Linked DNA regions of Homo sapiens: region 1 is linked to region 2. A link is an interaction called in ENCODE POLR2A ChIA-PET data of the cell type or tissue named here. Cell type or tissue: OCI-LY7. All regions are shown on one strand. Links, peaks and the distances in the headings refer to the core of each region. The heading gives the core; the rest is flanking DNA. Region 1 overlaps SAR1A (secretion associated Ras related GTPase 1A). Region 2 overlaps LRRC20 (leucine rich repeat containing 20).

Region 1 (8,557 bases), core at 558-8,557, 140 kb before region 2:
CCCTGCTGTCTTACAGTCAGCCAATTTTACTCACTTAAATGACTTGCCTTGCCCCTGGGGCCAAGTCTAGTTTGCAACCTCTGAGTTAAAACATCAGGATACAAATTACTTGTCCATGTAACTTTAGTCCCAGTTAGTTTCTAGCCAACTTGTGTGTAGGCGTCTTGACACATTCCTCTGCTCAGCCCTTAGGGAGACTAGGCCTGACAAGTGGTTCAAGGCCCCAGGCCAGTTATCTCAACCTACCATATTTAACCCAGCATGCCTTATAAATATTACTTGGTTTTTTGCTTGTGACATGAAACGATAAAGGCTGGGAAGCAGTGATTTAATTGTACTATCATTTCTAAGCCATTAATTTCTAGCCCTTGCAATAGAATGAATAACGAACCATCTCTACATCAGTTAATAATGGTTACCTTTAAAGAGTGGAGCTAGGAAAAAGAGGTTGAAGGAACTTTCCATTTTACTTTCCGTAGTTCTATACTGATTTTGTTACATCGAACTTGCTCTCCTTTTATAAGTTAAAATTTTTAAGTTATACAAAAAAAAAAAAAGGAAACCTCCAGATGTACAGTACTTTAGTAACTTTTATAAAATGGTGGCTAGGTTATTATGTAAAAGTGTTTTTGTTAAGTAGATTTTCCTCAGTCAAATAAACAAAACTAATTACATCAATACATTTCCCTTCTTACTTTTAACAAAACCTGAAACCTAAATTTATCACACCAAACAATCTACAATTCCCAGTTCAGGTATATAAAACCATCTGGCGTCTGGTCCTTCTACATTCTCCAGATGGTCTAGGTTCAGTCTTATCTTGCTCTGAATTTAAATTTGTAAGCAGTTACAAATCCTTTTGTGGAAGCAGCAGAAAGGACACCATATACCCATTCTTACCCAAATGAAAAAAATACAAGCTCCTTACAGAAAAAAAGGAAACAAAATCATTTCTAATCCCTCTATCAAAACACACCCCTTGTCAATATTTTGATATTTTCTTCCAGCCTCTTTTCTTTACTGGTATTTTATGTGATTATGATCATAATATACATGATTTTTCAGGGCATAAATATTAAATAAATTAATTAAAATGTAATTATATGTTAATGAAATCACTGACTATAAAATTATTAGGCTTAACAACTAGAAATGACCAATGTTATATTTTACTATACATTTTTTAAAAACTGTATTAGGCTGGGCACAGTGGCTCACGCCCATAATCCCAGCACTTTGGGAGGCTGAGGCAGGTGGATCACCTGAGCTCAGGAGTTGAAGACCAGCCTGGGCAACATGGCGGAAACCCAGTCTCTACAAAAAACAGGTGGGAGGATTGCTTGAGCCCAGGAAGTAGAGGTTGCAGTATGCCAAAATTGTGCCACTGCACTCCAGCCTGGGCAACAGAGCAAGACCCCATCTCAAAAAAAAGAAAAAAACGGTATTAGCTCAACCTAATGTTTCAAAACAAGACTTCTCCACTCAGTGTAATAACAAGTAAGTAAATCTGACAGAATCTCAATAGTTCCTTTTCCCTACTTTCCCAGAATATTTATTCTCACATCTTAAATGTTTTACTCCTATACCTACGGTCTTGTCAAATGTGAACTGAGTGCCCATCAGACAAAGATGACACTCTGTATGTCTCTAAACACCTGATAGGAATCTGGAAACCAAAGACATAGCCTGAGTAGGCAAAAAGCACTTCTGAGGAAAGCAAAAAGGTAGAAGGAAATGTTCCACCAACTGTCTGAAATGGATAGAATATACAAAATATCAACTTGTATCAGAGTAATCACACATAGTCACTGTATTACTTTTGCAACTTTTGACAAGTCTGAAATTACTTATAAATATTTAATTTCCTACATACTTTCACTCCATTGAATAAAGGATGCAAAAATGACTTCATAACTAGATATATGATACCGTATACCTGGTCAAGATGAAAAAAATGGTATAAAAGAGATTATCAGGACAACTGACCAAAAAAAAAAGGAAATACAGAGTGGATAAAAATAAAACTTCCTGGATTTGATAACTATTATGATTATATACAAGGAAATATCTTTGTTCTTAGAAAATGGCACTAAAGTATTAAAGAGTAAAGGGGCATGATATGCTCACCAACACTTCATTAAAAACAAGCATTAATATGTATTATATAAAGAAGAGGCACTAAAGTATTAAAGAGTAAAGGGGCATGATATGCTCACAAACAGTTCATAAAAAATAAGCATTAATATGTATTATGTAGGGAGGAGGAGACTAACAAATTTGAGCAAAAGGTATAGAAGAAAATATACTGGCTTAGGGCAAGCCTAGTTAAAATGATGAAATAATTACTCTTGTTGAAGCAATACATATATCTTTTAACATATTTTCCAGTTACAAGGTAAATTACATTAATAAGTAAAAATGTAGTAAAGATTAAAATGGCAAGATGCTGTCCTGCTTTGTAAAAATTTTCAGTCAAGATTTGAGTTGAGTTTGGCTATATCAGGCAAATACTTAAAAGTTCATGAATAGTTATACATTATGGCTAACTTTATCCCAGCTCAATAGGGTAATATTGAAGGGGACTTCTGTGTATTATTTAATGCAACTTTTGACAAGTTTGAAATTACTTAAAAAAATAAATGAATAAAACAACTTCACTAAAGTAATAAGATCCTAATTCTAAAATGTAAGTAATTTAAAAGGTAAAAATGACACACTGCTTTTAAAAGGAGCTGGGAGGCACAAAAAAAATAAGTCAATAAACATGCTTTCCACTGAGTCATCACTTACCTTGCTCGTGCCCACCAAGATCAAAAGTTGTAAAGGTCATTCCAGCAATTGTTAGCTCTTCTGATGCTGAAAAATTGTTTAAAAAGAAGAAAAAAACTTGTCAACTCAACAACCCCCAACTACTAGTACTATAAGCCAATATCAATGCTTTCATCTTGTAAAGAAAAAGATACAAGAAGTTGAGTGTGGTGGTACCCGCCTGTAGTTCCAGCTACTCAGGAGGCTGAGGGCAGGAGGATAATCTGAGCCCAGGATTTTTGAGACCAGCCCAGGCAACGCCCCACTCCCAACAAAGAAAAGGAATACAAGGGTGAAATGTTCTTAAACTATTCTAAAAGCCAAAGGTTTCTTTTCTTCCAAGCTATTTTCCACTTCTTAGAAGTAGGTATAGGAGAGGTGTCCCTTTACAGGACCAGTGACAACAGATAATGACAAAGTTCCAGAGGTTTAGATCTGAAAGTACATAACCTGAGTGTGTCTTACAGGGAACTTTCTCGTATGAGTTGGCTTTTGGGACTTCAGTTAATAAAAGAACTCCACCAACTAGGGATTCATCCTCCACGCCTAACACTGACCTTTAAAGATCAAAAGGTCACCTGATATTTTCAAACCTACTCGGATGTAGTGTTGGAACATGTTGGCCCAATCTGTCATCTTTGAGCATGTGAAGAAGAGTGGTTTTGCCTGCATTATCCAAACCTAAGAATACAAGTTTTCCAGATTTCTTGTACAGTCCTAAAAGAGAAAAAAATTGTTAACACATTTGCTCTCTACAGACCAAAGCCTATTTGTAGTTAAATTACTGAGGGAAAGGCACAAACTTTGAAACCTGTATTTCAAGGAAATGGCTTTACCTAGGAACTGGAGCACACTGCTGAAGCCATTGTAGATCCACTCAAAGATGAAAGACATTATTAATGCTTACTACCTGTATAAAATATGAAAGTAGCAAACATTAGCTTTCTGAATGACAGTACAATTGTGGAGAGGTTAACTCTTGTTCCCTAGCCATGATGCACATTTATAGTCTCTTGTTTTCGGGAATAAGAAAGCAGGCCAGGCATGGTGGCTCACACCTGGAATCCCAGCATTTGGGAAAGCCAAGGCAGGCGGATCACTTGAGCCCAGGAGTTCACAACTGGCCTGGGCAAGAAAGCTGGACTCAATCTCTACAAATAACTAAAAAAATAGCTGGACATAATGACACACACCAAGAGTCCCAGCTACTCAGGAGGGTGAGACAGAAGAATTACTTGAACCCAGGGGTTTGAGGCTGCAGTGAGGCATGACGGTGCCACTGCACTCACTTGGGCAACAGAGGGAGACTCTGATAAAAAAGACAGGACAGGACAGGAGAAAGGAAAGGGAAGGGAAAGGGAAAGGGAAAGGGAAAAGGAAAGGGAAAGGGAAAGGGAAAGGGAAAGGAAAGGAAAGGAAAAGAAAAGAAAAGAGAGGGGAGGGGAGGCGGGGCAGGGGAGGAGGGGGAGGGGAGGAGGGGAAGGGGAGGAGGGGATGGAAGGGGAGGGGAGGAAGCAAAGTAAAGAGAAACTAATATTCTTTCTTGACACAGATTTTGCAATCTGGAGGAGAGTCTAGAATCCTTATATGTGCAAAAATAACTTGTTTCCTAATAGTTTTTGATCTATGATACTCAGAGAACTAGGAGTTAAAAATATAAAGGCATACCTCATTTGATGATACTTTGTGGATCCTGAGGTTTTCTGGTTTTTTTACAAATTGAAGGTTGGAAGCAGCCCTGAGTTGAGTAAGTGTATCAGTACCATCTTCTAACAGCATGTGCTCCCTTCATGTCTCTATGTTACATTTTGGTAATTCTCACACAATATTTCAAACTTTTTCATTATTCTTATATCTGTCATCATGATCTATGATCAGTGATCTTTGGTATTACTAGTATAATTGTTTTGTTGTGCCACAAACCACAACCATAGAAGACAGCAAACTTGACTTCCTCCACAGTCCTGCCCCCACCCCAAGCCTCCCTATTCTCCAAGTGAAAGTAACAGGTCTCTCCCTTGAAAGCAAAAGTTAGAAATGATTAAGCTTAGTGACGAAGACACATCAAAACCTGAGATAAGCCAGAAGCTAGGCCTCTTGCACTCAACAGTTACCCAAATTGCAAATGCAAAGGAAAAGTTCTTGAAGAAAATTAAAAGTGCTACTCCAGCAAACCCATGAACGTCAAGAAAATGAAACAGCCTTATTGCTGATAAAAAATAATAATAAAATAAAAACACGAGGTAAAAAAGCAAGTGCTGATGTAGAAGCTGCAGCAAGATAACTGATGAAGGTGGGTGGCTACACTAAACAACACATTTTCAATGTAGGCAAAACAGCCTTCTATTTGAAAAGCCATCTAGGACTTTCATAGCTAGAGGGGAGATGTCATTGCTTGGCTTCAAAGCTTCAAGGGGCAAGCTGACTCTCTTGTTATGGGCTAATGCAAGGTGACTTTACGTTGAGGCCAATATTCATTTACCATTCTGAAAATCCTAGGACCCATACTCATTTACCATTCTGAAAATCCTAGGACCCATACTCATTTACCATTTTGAAAATCCTAGGGCCCTGAAGAATGACACTAAATCAGTCCAAGTGGAGCAAGTGAGCGAGCAGAGTGGTTGTGTGGTTGCGTCTCGGAAACCAGTAGCACTTGCAGCATGGCTGACCAACTGACTGAGGAGCAGATTGTAGAATTCAAAGAAGTTTTTTCACTATTTGACAAAGATGGTGATGGAACTATAACAACAAAGAAACTAGGAACTGTAATGAGGTCTCAGGCAGAATCCCACAGAAGCAGAGTTACAGGACATGATTAATGAAGTAGATGCTGATGGTAATGGCACAATTGACTTCCCTGAATTTCTGACAATGATGGCAAGAAAAATGAAAGACACAGACAGTGAAGAAGAAATTAGAGAAACATTCTGTGTGTTTGATAAGGATGGCAATGGCTATATTAGTGGTGTAGAACTTCACCATGTGATGACAAACCTTGGAGTGAAGTTAACAGATGAAGAAGTTGATTAAATGATCAGGGAAGCAGATCCTGATGGTGATGGTCAAGTAAACTATGAGTTTGTACAAATGATGACAGCATAATGAAGACCTTGTACAGAATGTGTTAAATTTCTTGCACAAAACTGTTTATTTGCCTTTTGTTTGTAACTTATCTGTAAAAGGCTTCTCCCTACTGTCAAAAAAAAATATGCATGTATGGTAATCAGGACTTCATTCCTCCATGTGTTCTTCCCTTACTGTCATTGCCCTGAAACCTTATTTTAGAAAACTGATGAAGTAACATGTTGCCTGTGGCTTACTCCGGATATATCTAAGCCCTTCTGCACATCTAAACTTAGGTGGAGTTGGTCAAATAAGGGAACATCCGGGTTATGCCTTTTTTTAAAGTAGTTTTCTTTAGGAACTGTCAGCATGGTGTTGAAGTATGGAGTTGTAACTCTGTGTGGACTACGGACAGCCAACAATATGTACTTAAAAGTTGCACTACTGCAGAATGGGTGTATTATCCAGGTACTCCCAGGTACCTCACACACTGTTTTTTCTGTACTGCTGGTCCTGTACCAGAAACATTTTCTTTTACTGTTACTTGCTTTTTAAACTTTGTTTAGCCACTTAAAGAAAATGTGCTTATGGCACAATTTGCCTCAAATCCATTCCAAGTTGTGTATTTGTTTTCCAATTAAAAAAATTACAATTAAAAAAAGAATTATACTAAATCTACTCTGCCTACCACACATCTGTTTACAGCATGGTTTACTAAGTATTTTAAGCCCACTGTGAAGACCTATTGCTCAGAAAAAAAGATTTGAAGATATTACTGCTCATTGACAACGCACCTGGTCACCCATGGGCTTTGATGGAGGTGCAGAAAGAAGTTAATGTTGTTTTAATGTCTACTAACAACATCCATTCTGCTTCCCATGGATCAAGGAGTATTTTCGATTTGCCAGTCTTTCATTTAAGAAATATATTTCCTTTGGGAGGCCGAGGCGGGCGGATCACGAGGTCAGGAGATCGAGACCATCCCGGCTAAAACGGTGAAACCCCGTCTCTACTAAAAATACAAAAAATTAGCCGGGCGTAGTGGCGGGCGCCTGTGGTCCCAGCTACTTGGGAGGCTGAGGCAGGAGAATGGCGTGAACCCGGGAGGCGGAGCTTGCAGTGAGCCGAGATCCCGCCACTGCACTCCAGCCTGGGCGACAGAGCGAGACTCCGTCTCAAAAAAAAAAAAAAAAAAAAAGAAATATATTTCACAAAGCCATCAATGCCATAGACTGATTTCTCTGCTGGATCTGGGCAAAGTAAACTGAAAACCTCCTGGAAAGGAGTCACCATTCTAGGTACCAGTAAGAACAGTTATGATTCACGGGAAGAGGTCAAAATATCAATATTAACAGGAGTTAGGAAGACAGTGATTCCAACCCTCGTGGAAAACTTTGAGGGGTTCGAGACTTTGGAGGAAGAAGTAACCTTAGATGTGGTAGAAACAGCAAGAGAACTAGAATTAGAAGTAGAGCCTGAAGATGTGACAACTGCTGTAATTTCATGATCAAACTAATGGATAAAGAGATGCTTCTTATGGATAAGCAAAAAAAGTGGTTTTTTTGAGATGGAATCTAGTCCTGGTGAAGATGCTATGAATACTGTTGAAATGACACCAACAATTTAGAAAATTACAAAAACTTACTTGAGTTTACATAAACTTACTTGAGCAGCAGCAGGGTTTAAGAGGACTGGTTCCAATTTTGAAATAAATTCTGCTTTGGGTAAAATGCTATCAAACAGCATTGCATGCTACAGAGAAATCTTTCTTGAAAACAAGCATTAACTGATGCAACAAACTTCCTTGTTGTCTTATTTTAAGAAACTGCCACAGCCATCCCAACCTTTAGCAATCATCAACCTGATCAGTCAACAGCTATCAACGTGGAGTAACATGGAGGTAAGATCCCCAACCAGCAAAGAGGTTATGACTCGCAGAAGGCTCCGATGCTTGTTAGCATTTTTTAGCCATAAAGTATTTTTTAAATAAGGTACGTATTTTCTAAGACGTAATGCTACTGTACACTTAACAGACTACAGTATAGTGTAAACGTAACTTTTATGTGCACTAGGAAACCAAAATATTCGTGTTACTTGCTTTACTGTACTTGTTTTATTTCAGTAGTCTGGAACTAAACTCACAGTATATCCGAGGTATGCCTACACTTTCTTTTACTGTGTGACTTACTCCTCCAGGCAGCGGTTCATTCACATTCCCTAGACATACGACTGCTGTCATCCAGTGAAGAACAACTCTAGGAAATCAGTCTTATCAATAATGTGAATCAGAATGCCACTTAGATGCACTAAATAGAAAATAAGAATGAAAAGCACATTGATTTGAATGAAAAACATATTAATCTATCCTGTAAACAACTCTAAAAAACAAAAGTCACCCAAAATTCTACTGGCCAGCACCACTTGCCCTGCTCCATTTACCAATGTTATCTCAATATTTAATCATTTTTGCAGACACGGGTCTCAATTTATAAAAAGAAATGACATCACTATTTTAGAGAACCATTAAGGGATAAGAAGAGAATCTTTTCATACATGAATAATCACACCCAAACTCATTTTACAAATAGATTTTCTTAAAATAAGAATACTTATTCAGGCCGGGCCCCCGTGGCTCACACCTGTAATCCCAGCATTTTGCAAGGCTGAGGTGGGGGATTCCTCC
Region 2 (11,374 bases), core at 3,109-11,108:
GGGTGAGGCCTAGACTCTGCATTCCTAACAAGCTCCCAGGTGTCACTGCCGCTGCTGGTCCACAGACCACACTTTGAGTTGCAAGGCTCTGGTCATACATTGTGTTTGTGCACATCAGAGAAGGATGCCTCTTCTTCAACAAGGAGAAACCCCACTCCAGGGCACAAGGCAGGTGGGGCCAGCGCAGCCTGCACAGGACTTCAGCCCCCACTTGCCCCCAACACCCACAGATGAACTCGGTAGCTCTGGAGATCCTGTCTTGACCTCCTCATCCTGAAAACCCTTTGCCCAGAGTTTGACCAACCAGGCCTTGGGATACGAGCAGAATGAACAGAGTCTCTTGAGATACTGAGCGCTCAGTGATGGCCCAACAATGGCCCGACCTATCAGTTCCTTCCCAAGAGACAAGAGACCTGGGCAGGGACGAGGGAACTGGGAGCATTCTGAGCAGGGATTACTGCTCTGAGCAGTGGTCTGAGCTCTCAACATCTTAGCCTTAGGAGTAGTAAAGTGGCCACTCGTCCACGGCACACAGGATTTGGACGGCCTGGCTTTGCCTCAAGCTCTGGGGCCTCAGGTGTCTCTGGAGATGCAAACAAAGATGCAGATCAGGTGGGGTCTGGGGCACTGAGTTGGCTTGCTCCACAGATGAGGAGAAGGTGGGAGGTAGATACCTGAGGACCAAGCAGTCAAGGTTCTTCAAGCCACAGGCGTTCTCGGGAAGCAAGAGCCCCAGGCCCTCTCCTGGTAGGGGACCAACCATCCCCACTTGCTGGGTACTGTCCCAGTTTTAGCATTGAAAGTTCCATGTCCTGGGAAACCAGGACAGCTGGTCACCCTGTTGCCTGACCATACCCTAAGATGCCAGGTTGAGGGCCTCAGAAGAACCAGGTCATCAGGGCTTTGGGCGTTGGCCTGGGAGCTGGCTGGCTACAAATCCCGTGGTCCACATCGCCTTCTGCCCCCAGGAGGCCATGACAAGGCAGCCAGGCTGCTGCTGGACTGGACAGTGGTGAGGGTGGCCATCTAATCACTTTAGACAAGAGCTGCAGGTGTAACTGACTCTGCTGTTCTCTGGGCCACCTCTCCCGCAGCTCAGGAGTGATGCTAGAGGGACGGAGCACTCAGGACTTCCCACCCCGCCAATTTGTTAACTGTGGGGAATGACAGAGCTGACGTGACTTGCTCCCCATTCCCAGCCTGCTGGTCCTCGGGCTCCTACATGAATGTTCTTGCCCTGCAGCAGTGCCAGCCCATATTCCCACCACAGCTCTCCCAGGACTCCTAGTTCAGGTTCCCACCAGTCCAGGGACCACAGGACTGAAGACTGGGCCCTGCAGAGGGCCGCATCCAGGTCAGTTCTCAGGAAGCAATAAATAGATGGAGGTTGTCTTCTCTTCTCAGGGCAGCAACTGGCTCTCAGCACTAAAAACAAGGCCTCAAACCCGCAGGGGCTCAGAAAATACCTGGCAATGCCCACCTGTGCCTGCTGATCTGGAGGTAACTTGGAGGCACGTACTGCTTAAAAACCTCCAGGGAGCCCAAAGGAGGGAAAGGGTCCTGTTTTTTTCAAGTGACAAGGCTCAGAGAGGGCAGGAGATCTGCCTGAGTTTGCACAGCAGCTGTGAGTGCCGAGTCCAGGCTGCAGGCCCCACCTTGCCTCTTCCCTTGGGCATTCCAGAGCCCACTACTGCTGTAAGCTATCTATCCAGACCAGCTGCACCCCACCCACCACGTGCTGCTCGGCCCACCCGCCCCCAGCCCCCAGGCTTGGCCTCCCATGGGCCTCCCTCCCTTCCAGGGTTCCAGGCCTGTGGCCTCTGCCCCTTGCTGGGTGGGCATGAGGAGGGTGGCCTAAGGTAGGGGGGCTCTTGCGCCTTCCGGAGACATGAGCATGTCAAACTTGATGAGCGGCGGGGCGATCACGCGCACCTCGGCGTTGAGTGGGTTGAAGCGGAGGTTGATGCTGCGCAAGGCTGGCATGGCGGCCAGCTTCTCCACGGGCACATCTATTGGGGACAGAATGGACAGGTTAGAGTGGTGGAGGCCAACCAGACAGAAAAGAAGGACAATGGGCCATGAGGACTCTGAGCACCTGATGGTGAGGGGCAGCTCTCCATTGCCCACTGCACGTGGGCTCAGCTCCTGGTGCCCAGCCCTGTGCAAAGGGCCATCGGGCCCACCAGGATATAACAACCACATGGAGGAAAGCATCCTTAAAAATAAGAATCAACTGCTTCAAAAAGTTAAACGTAGGATTGCCATACAACCCAGCAATTTTACTCCTAGGTAGAACTGAAAGAATTAAAAACAGGCATTCAAACAAATAATTTTACACAAATGTTCATAGCAGCACTATTTATAATAGTCAAATGTCCACCAATAGATGAATGGATAAACAATATGATATATACTATGTTGTCCATATATATGTCCATATATATATGATATATGGAATACTATGTAGCCTTTTAAAGGAACGCAATTCCGATACAGGTTACAACATGAATGAACCTTGAAAACATTGTGCTAGGCCAGTCGTGGTGGCTCACGCCTGTAATCCCAGCACTTTGGGAGGGTGAGGCGGGTGGATCACGAGGTCAGGATTTCAAGACCTGCCTGGCCAAGCTGGTGAAACCCCATCTCTACTAAAAATACAAAAACATTAGCCGGGCATGGTGGTGGGTGCTTGTAATCCCAGCTACTTGGGAGGCTGTGGCAGAGAATTGCTTGAACCCACGAGGCGGAGGTTGCAGTGAGGGGAAATCGCACCACTGCACTCCAGCCTGGGCGACAAAGCAAAGCTCTGTCTCAAAAAAAAAAGAGAAAATATTGTGCTAAAGAAAGAAGGCAGGCACAAAAAGACAAATACCGTATGACTCCACTTATGTGAGGTACATAGAGTAGTTGAATTCATAGAAACAGAAAGTAGAACAGAGGTTCCCAGGGGCTAGGAGAAGGGGAAGTAGGGATTTATTGCTTAATAGCTACAGTTTCTGTTGGAGTGATGAAAATATTTTGGAAATAGATAGCGGTGATGGTTGCGCAACATGGTGAAAGTAATTAATGCCACTGAGCTACAGTATGCTTAAAAATGGTTAAAATCAGCCAGGCTATAGTCTCAGCTAGTCAGGAGGCTGAGGCAGGAGAATCTCTTGAGCCCAGGAGTTCAAAGTCAGGATGGGCAACATAGTGAGACCCCAGTCTCTATTTCTTTTTTTTTTTTTTTGAGACGGAGTTTCGCTCTGTCGCCCAGGCTGGAGTGCAGTGGCGCGATCTCGACTCACTGCAAGCTCCGCCTCCCAGGTTCACGCCATTCTCCTGCCTCAGCCTCCCGTGTAGCTGGGACTACAGGCGCGCGCCACCATGCCCAGCTAATTTTTTGTATTTTTAGTAGAGACGGGGTTTCACCGTGTTAGCCAGGATGGTCTCGATCTCCTGACCTCGTGATCCGCCCGTCTCGGCCTCCCAAAGTGCTGGGATTACAGGCGTGAGCCACTGCGCCCGGCCCTCTATTTCTTAAAAGAAAAAAAAAAGGTTAAAATGGCACATTTTGTTATATATATTTTATCACAATTAAAAAATAATGTAATATGCCAAAACCACCGAATTGCATATATTAAATGGGTGAATTGTATAGTATGTGTCAATAAAACTATTAAAAAACAAAGACTATTATGTGCATAAAGAATATTTTTGCCAAGAGAGAGGAAGTCGCATACAGTGGCCTATGGAAATTCTTCTTAACTATGGGAATGCCACTCTATCATGCCATCTGCTCCATCATACCCCTAAAGAGTCCCTAAAGAAGCAGACATGACTATCTTGGGTCTATCTAAGGGAGGTTAGTTACAGTTTGAATTTATCAGGACTCCTGATAATGTGCCCTACCTATATCACTGCTCCATAAGAGCTATCTGGGAAGTTCCAGACTATATTGGATCATCACTATGCTGGATCATCACTTAGAGATGGAATGTCCTCTGGAATCAAAACAAACATATCTCCTGTCCCAGCTCTAGTTTCCAAAATTTAACGTGTAGAATTTGGAAATCAAGTTTCAAGCTGTCATCCACCTAACTTACATAAGATACTAGGGCATTTTCCAACACTCATCAAAAATGCCACAGTGTAATAAATATAAAGATAGTAGTGATCTATAATTAATTCCAGGTCCAATATTCTCAGTTATAACTGAAGACGCAGCACAGCCTAGTGTCATAGACATGAAATTTAAGACAGCCCTAAGCTGATGCCCCAGCTTTACCACCTAAAAATTTGTATTACTTCCCGTACCTTGTTTTCCTAATCTTGAAAATGGACATAACTAATATTTCCTCAAACAGAATTAAATTGGGGAGCAACTGCTTAAAGGATATGGGGACTCCTTTGGGGTGACAGAAGTATTTTGGAATTAGATAGAGGTGATGATTGCACAACACTGTGAATGTCCTCAATGCCAATGAATTATACACTTTATGTGGTTAATTTAAGTGGTTAATTTTATGTTATGTGAATTTCGCCTCAGTTTTTTTTTTAAAGGACCAGAATAAGGCAGCAGCTATACTAACACTTGGTAACCTGTTATAGTTCCTCCCACCTAACCTTTAGGATCACTCAGACAACACTAGGACGCTTGCCCTCGACGCGTGCCCTGTGCAAGCTGAGGCTCTGGCTGCATCCGCTCTTCCCCGATCCAATTCCGTGAGCAGCCGGATCCCAGAAAACCTCCCACCCTAGCACAGGACGGGGCCAGACCTCATCCCATGCAGTCCGACACAACCTCAGGCCGATAGTGATGGCAAGAGCCAGCTCCTGTCCTCTCCTAGGCACAAAATATTGCCCACGGTTGGGGGCTTTTTGTTTTTGTGGTTGTTTTGTGTTTAATTTTAGAACACACTAATGGATATTATACACATATTTTACTTTAGGCAAATGGTACTGTGCTATATAGATATCAGGCCACTTCTTTATATATATATATATATATATATATATATATATATATTTTACTAAGCACCAATAACAATCTTTTTTAAATATTATTTTTAATTTTTAATTGTGGTAAAATACAAATAAATTTACCATACTAACCATTTTTAGGTGTACAGTTCAGCAGCATGGACACATTCACATTGTTTTACAACCAATCTCCAGAACTCGATCTTGCAAAACTGAAACTCTATACCCATTTAAACAAAAACTCCCCATCCCTCCCTCCTCCCAGCACCTGGCAACCACCATGAATTTGACTACTCTAGGTACCTCATATAAGTGGACTCATATAGTATTTGCCTTTTTGTGACGGGCTTATGCCACTGAGCATAATGTCCTCAAGGCTCATCCACATTATGGCACGTGGCATTGATAATGCAGGATTATTCAGCCTTAAAAAGGAAGAAATGCCAGCCACGGTGGCTCACACCGGTAATCCCAGCACTTTGGGAGGCGAAGGCAGGTGGATCACCTGAGGTCAGGAGTTCGAGACCAGCCTGACCAACACAGTGAAACCCTGTCTCTACTAAATACAAAAAATTAGCCGGGTGTGGTGGCACATGCCTGTAATCCCAGCTACTTGGGAGGCTGAGGCAGGAGAATCTCTTGAACCTGGGAGGTGGAGGTTGCAGTGAGCCGAGATCACACCACTGCACTCCAGCCTGGGCAACAAGAGCGAAACTCTATCTAAATAAATAAATAATAAAAAGGAAGAAACTTCAGACCCATGTCATAACGTGAATGAACCTTGAGGTTCACCTGTCCATGGTCACTTGGGTTGTTCCCATCGCTTGGCTATGATGAACAATGCTGCTAAGAACATGAGTGCGCCAATATCTCTTCGAGACCCTGCTTTCCATTCTTCTGGGTATATATGTGATGTATACCCAGATGTATGAGACCCCCACCCAGATAAAAATAGAAAACATTTCAAGAACCCCCAAAAGGGTTCCCTTGTGCCCCTTTCCAGTTTATACCCTCTGATCTTCTTCATCATTAATTTAGTCTATTCCTGAACTTCATATAAATGGAACCACATAGCATGGGCCACGTTTTTATTCAAATGTCTTTAGGACTTTCAGTTTCAGAAGTCTTAAATTTTTTTACTCAGAAAAGTTGAATATTATTGTCTTAAGTCTCTTCCCCCCTCCTTTTTTCCTTTGGAAATAATTTCAAATGTATAAAATGTTGCAAAACTAAAAATAAAAACTAGCAAAAATACCAGATGACCATTAGCTAGATTTGCCAATTTTTTTTTTTTTTTGAGATGGAGTCTCGCTCTGTCACCCAGGCTGGAGTGCAGTGGCGTGATCTCGGCTCACTGCAAGCTCCGCCTCCCGGGTTCACGCCATTCTCCTGCCTCAGCCTCCCAAGTAGCTGGGACTACAGGTGCCCGCCACCACGCCCGGCTAATTTTTTATATTTTTAGTAGAGACGGGATTTCACCGTGTTAGCCAGGATGGTCTCAATCTCCTGACCTTGTGATCTGCCCACCTCTGCCTCCCAAAGTGCTGGGATTCCAAGGCGTGAGCCACTGCGCCCGACCTAGATTCGCCAATTGTTATCATTTTATCCTATTTGCTCTATCATTTGTGCATGCATTTTCTGTCTCTCTCTCTCTCTCTCTCTCTCTCCCCCACCCCACACACACACACGCTTTTTTTCTGAATCATTTGAGTGTACCATACATACGTCATGGCCCTCAGTGTATATTTCCTAGGAATTGGGACATTCTCTTACATAACCACAGTGCAGTTAAGGGTTCCAGGTATTCACATTGATAGAATGTGTATCTAACCCATGGCCCACAGTTCAGTGTGGTCAGGTGCCCTAACATCCTGTACAGCACTTCCCCCTCTAGTACCAGAGCCAGTCTGGAATCAAGGATTGCATTTACTTCTAACTCTTTGGGCCCCTTTGTCTTTTATGACATTGATATTGGAGGAGTAGTGCACTGCCCCCTTCCCTTTTTAAAAGTTCCTCATTTTGTGTTTGTCTGGTGTTTCTTCACGATTCAACCGAGACTTCGCATCCTCAGCTGAAGACTGCACAGGTGCATGTCCTTCCTGGGGTATCACATCAGAGGCACACCAAATTCATTTCTATTGTTACTTTTGATCACTTGATCAATGTGTAACTTGCTTTCTCCACTATATAATTACTATTGTGTGTTTTTTTTCTCCCTTGCATCTAACAAGAAGTCTGTGGGGACACATCTTAAGAGCGTGCAAATATCCTAAATGTTGGTTCTCACCAACATTTAGCATTCATCACCCTTAGACTTAGCATCCACTAAAGATTCTTACCTGACCTGATCTTTATGATGGCTGCAAAATGATTTCCTAATGTCAACAGTCCTCAGTATTCTACTTCTCTTCCATGTATCTATTATCAATATAGACTCCTATGTTTCTAGTGATTTACAATTCATTATTGGACTTCATTATTCTGATGCTCAAATTGTCCAGATTTGACCACTGGGAGCCCCTTTGGCCTGGCTCCTGTATCTTTTGACATGGCTCCAGCACTTTTTGGATGCACTGCCTGAATTTCTAGGAAGACACGTCTTGAGCCTTCCCTGTTCCCAGCCCTGGAATCAGCCACTTCTCCAAGAAGTCCTGGTTCCTTTCAATGGGGAAGAGTATTAGTGCCCAATAGTAAGTGTGACTGACTAAGCCGTGTTTTACATTCCATCCACGAGGACTGTGTACATCGAATCCATCTGCTTTTGACTGCTGCTTAGTATACCATGCTGTGCACCCACCACACTGTACCTCTCTACTCTGCCAGCAATGACACCCAAGTGGCCTCTATCTGTCCTTAGGAGCCAATGTGGGAAAGTCTTTGGATATATGCCCAGGAGCAAGACTGATTGCTCTGTCAATGAATATGTGTATATACCTCCACTAACTGCTCTCTAGAATTCCTGTTGAATCTCCCAGGAGCTTCCTATCCTGCACCCCCAACAAAGGCTTTCAAAGAGGCTGCTGACCCGTCCTGAGAGAAAGAGCTTCCTGGAGATGTTCTCAAATTGCTTCTAGAATCTTCCAGGCCTCCTTGTTCTGCTGTGGGTCACAGCATAGAACAAATCTATCCCTTCTTGTCCATGACACTGCTGAAGCCTGGAGCTTAGAAAACACCACCACCTTATTTAGGCAAAGGCCCCCAGATCCTTCGCTTCACATGATAGTTGAGAGTGGGTGGGTAGTGGTTATTAAGATAAACAAGCTCTGGAGTCAGAAGGATACGCCCGGCTTTCCAGTGACTGTGGTGCCTCAGGCAGGATCCCTGCACCTGAGCTTTCTCATCTGTAAAATGGAGTCATACTGCTCACCTTGCAGGGAGGTCCCAGAAGTCGACAAGATGCCTGCATGCAGTACAACAGCACAGTGCTCCAGCAACATGTGTCCAGCTAGTGCAGGTTCCCTGCTCCCTGTCACTGGTCTGGGGCCTGCATCCGCTGAGCAGCAGCCCAGATGCCTGGGGATAAGCCCACAGAGTTTGGCCAGCAGAGTCTCAGCCTGAGTTCACCACCCAGATAACCCAGATGTCGGCTCACATAGAAAGGAACAAGGGTTGAGCCTCAGATGTCTCCTAAAAGCACTATGGCTCCCGGAGCCCCTCACCACCACTCATAGAAGGCCAAAGCCCCAGATTTGGCCTCCGCTGAGAGCACCAACAAGAAAGTTCCTGGACATACTGATATTCATAGGCCATTGACAAGAAGCTGTACAGATCATGGCAGAGAGACCACAGGAGGTAGGAGGGTCCTGAAAGTTGCGAAAACCCAGGCTCAGTGGGAGGAAGTAATTTTGCCTGGGGTCACCCAGCCAGTGGGTAGCAAGGCTGACACCGAGACGGAGAAGACTCTTGACCACAGAGAAGCGCTATGCAGGAGTCCCCGGGCCCCGTAAACTGGCAGCCAGGTTCCCTAACGGGAGGAGCTTGCCTACCCTTAGACTCTGGGGTGACCTGGCCTCTCAGTTCCCTGAAGGCAGGCTCTGCGTATGAGACCAGGGGCCCAGTCCACGGCCTTGAATGCTGGGGGACACAGGAATTGCTTACTCCAGGAGCTGTGTCCCCAATAAGAAGACTGGCTATAGGGCAGCCGGGGTTGGGGGGTGTGGCAGGGAGGGGCTGGTCATCACCTGCCTGGAGCAGGAACCATGTGACAGGCGAGCGAGCCAGCAAGGAGGGGTGGGAGAGGCCAGGAGTCCATGGCAAATGGAGGCTCAGACAGGAAAAGACGCAGAGACAGGCTGTTTTCAGAAGGCAGGGTTATAAGCAGACGTGACTCCTCGGAGAAGAGGAAAAGAAAGAACAAGTGCTAGGAGTGCCCACTCACCTCCTTCGCTTTCTCTGGAGCTCATGTGGGTACAAATGTCATACCACACAGCTGCCAGCAGCCTGGCCTCGCTCGTCCCAGCCTCTTGCTGGGTGTGGGGGCTAAAGAAAGGTGCTGCCTATGGTAGTTCTTGAGTCTCTTCTTTCAAGCAGGGCCCCCATTTTCCCTATTAATAATGGCTGGGAAGAAAAGGGCTAATTCCTTGGACTCTTGCACATCTTCATATTCAGGAGTTCTGTTGCAGCCATTCCCCAGCGGCACAGCCAGCAGCGTGGGCAGGGGTACAGATGCCATCCCCTCTGCCCCTGATCACCCAGAGTAAGAAAGACCCCTCGCACTTGGCTTTTATTTCATGGGGCATCAAACTCCATTGGACACAGGAGGAAATCAAGGCGCAAGGAGGTGTAGCACCTTTGTCTAAATGGGCCCAGCAAAGCAGGCTGCTTCTGGGAACTGATGTTTGAGGCCCTATGCTAGACAGTTCCTCACAATGACCCATTTCTCAGGTAAGAAAACTTGATTCTCAGTTTCTTGATGCCCAAGGTTGCCACGCCAGTAAGTGGTGGAGGCAGGACAGTTCCTGATCCCAGAGCCCATACACTTCAACACACAACGCAGAGGGGCAAGGCCAAGGCCAGAACCTGGTCTCCTTGCACTGGCCCCCGGCCCCCAGAAGATAACAATGACAGGCAAGTTTCACTGAGCGATTCAGTAAGGACTGAAGCCCGGGCTAAGAGATCACAACCTCAGTTGTCAAGATATTCCCACTTGAGAAATGGTGGCTCAGAGCTGCTGTCACCCCTTCTCCCCATCCGCTACTGAAGACCACTGATCCTTCCCCAGTTTCTCCAGAGGAGGCTGAACAGGAGCTTGCTAAGGACCCTCCCTACTCTGGACTCCCGTGTCTCCTCTGTCCCTCACCTGGGAAGGCCAGTGGCCCACACAGTGGCTAGTACTTCTGAGGATGGGGGGGTCCCCCTGTCATGCTGCTGCCACAGGCTTGCTGGGCATGGCAGGAAGACCCACTGCAGCCCAGCCCCGGAACACATCCCCACGACTCCAGGCCTAGTGGGAGCGGCACTGCCGGGGTCTCGGCTTGCTGTTTCCACGTCTGCCACAGAGCTGGCCTCTCCAGGGTCTGTGGCATTCTCTGAACCACCCTACTGAAGGCCAGTAATAGCTTTCACAGGCACAGAGCAGGGATTAGGTATAGCTCTTTCCCCTAATTTAACCGCAAAAGTCATTTGAGCAGCTTAGAGGAAGGAGCGATGGGACCATCAAACATGCCAAAGCTGGCAGAACCAACACATCAGAGCAGTCAAACTCGCAAGTGACAAGCCCAAGAAGGCAACTGGGAGTTTCTGGATAAAGCTGAAAGATCATTTATGCTCACAGCATCCTGACAAGAGAGGGAGATAGCTGGAGGCTGCAGAGGAGAATATGAAATGACCTGCATTTTGTGGATGGGGAAACTGAGGCTTGGAGAGGTTAAATAAATGTCCTGAGGCTAGACAGCCCAGTGGTCTCTGGACTTTGTTGTGGAGAGGAAAGGGACCTCCGCTTTGCCTTCAATACCATGGGCCATGCTCCCATCACCACTCACCACGTCCTGCTGCTCCTCAAATCCCAGCTCAAGGGCGGCTTCCTTTGCCACTCCCCTGCATCCCCCTCCAAACTCTCTGAACATTTTCTTTATACACACTCGTATCATGCACCATGCCCTGCAACCTGTGAATATGTCTGTTCACTCCTGTAAATGTGACACAAAGCACAGTGCTCACGGGTGCTCCATATCTGTTGGATGAATGAATGTCTAACCTTTTGAACTAGACCATGAGTCCCTTCAGGCTGAGACCACCCTGAGCTGGGCAAACAGCAGAATCGCCATCAATGCTGCTTAATCAACTCTGTGACTACAGCTACACTCAAGAGTTGGGGCCCATTCCCTGGCCTCACCCATTCTGTGCACATTTGCCAGTCAGGGCCAGGCCTCTGTGGACCAACGCTATGATAAGACACGTATCCTAGTCTTCC

The links. Peaks named below come from ENCODE experiments on the same cell type or tissue, not always from the same donor. Only the 100,000 strongest peaks of a DNase experiment are listed, where the experiment ranks them.
Region 1: POLR2A ChIA-PET joins it to region 2 with 9 read pairs; 4 of 35 experiments call an interaction of 5 or more read pairs at or near these places.

Annotation. Positions count from the first base shown.
Region 1 is chr10:70,158,214-70,166,770 of GRCh38, forward strand. It overlaps SAR1A (secretion associated Ras related GTPase 1A), which reads right to left. Exons shown (of 7, transcript NM_020150.5): 2 at 3,645-3,718; 3 at 3,406-3,525; 4 at 2,791-2,856. The coding sequence starts at 3,702. It also overlaps the pseudogene CALM2P2. Among named protein-coding and RNA genes, the nearest start is that of SAR1A, 8.0 kb to the right of the region's middle. RefSeq lists an enhancer at 6,178-6,257. In OCI-LY7, for the core only: no CTCF peak of the experiment used is centred there; no DNase peak of the experiment used is centred there.
Region 2 is chr10:70,299,500-70,310,873 of GRCh38, forward strand. It overlaps LRRC20 (leucine rich repeat containing 20), which reads right to left. Exons shown (of 5, transcript NM_001278212.2): 5 at 1-2,009. The coding sequence ends at 1,855. Among named protein-coding and RNA genes, the nearest start is that of NPFFR1, 21 kb to the left of the region's middle. In OCI-LY7, for the core only: no CTCF peak of the experiment used is centred there; a DNase peak (open chromatin) is centred at 7,012; H3K4me3 peaks cover 916 bases; H3K27ac peaks cover 2,389 bases.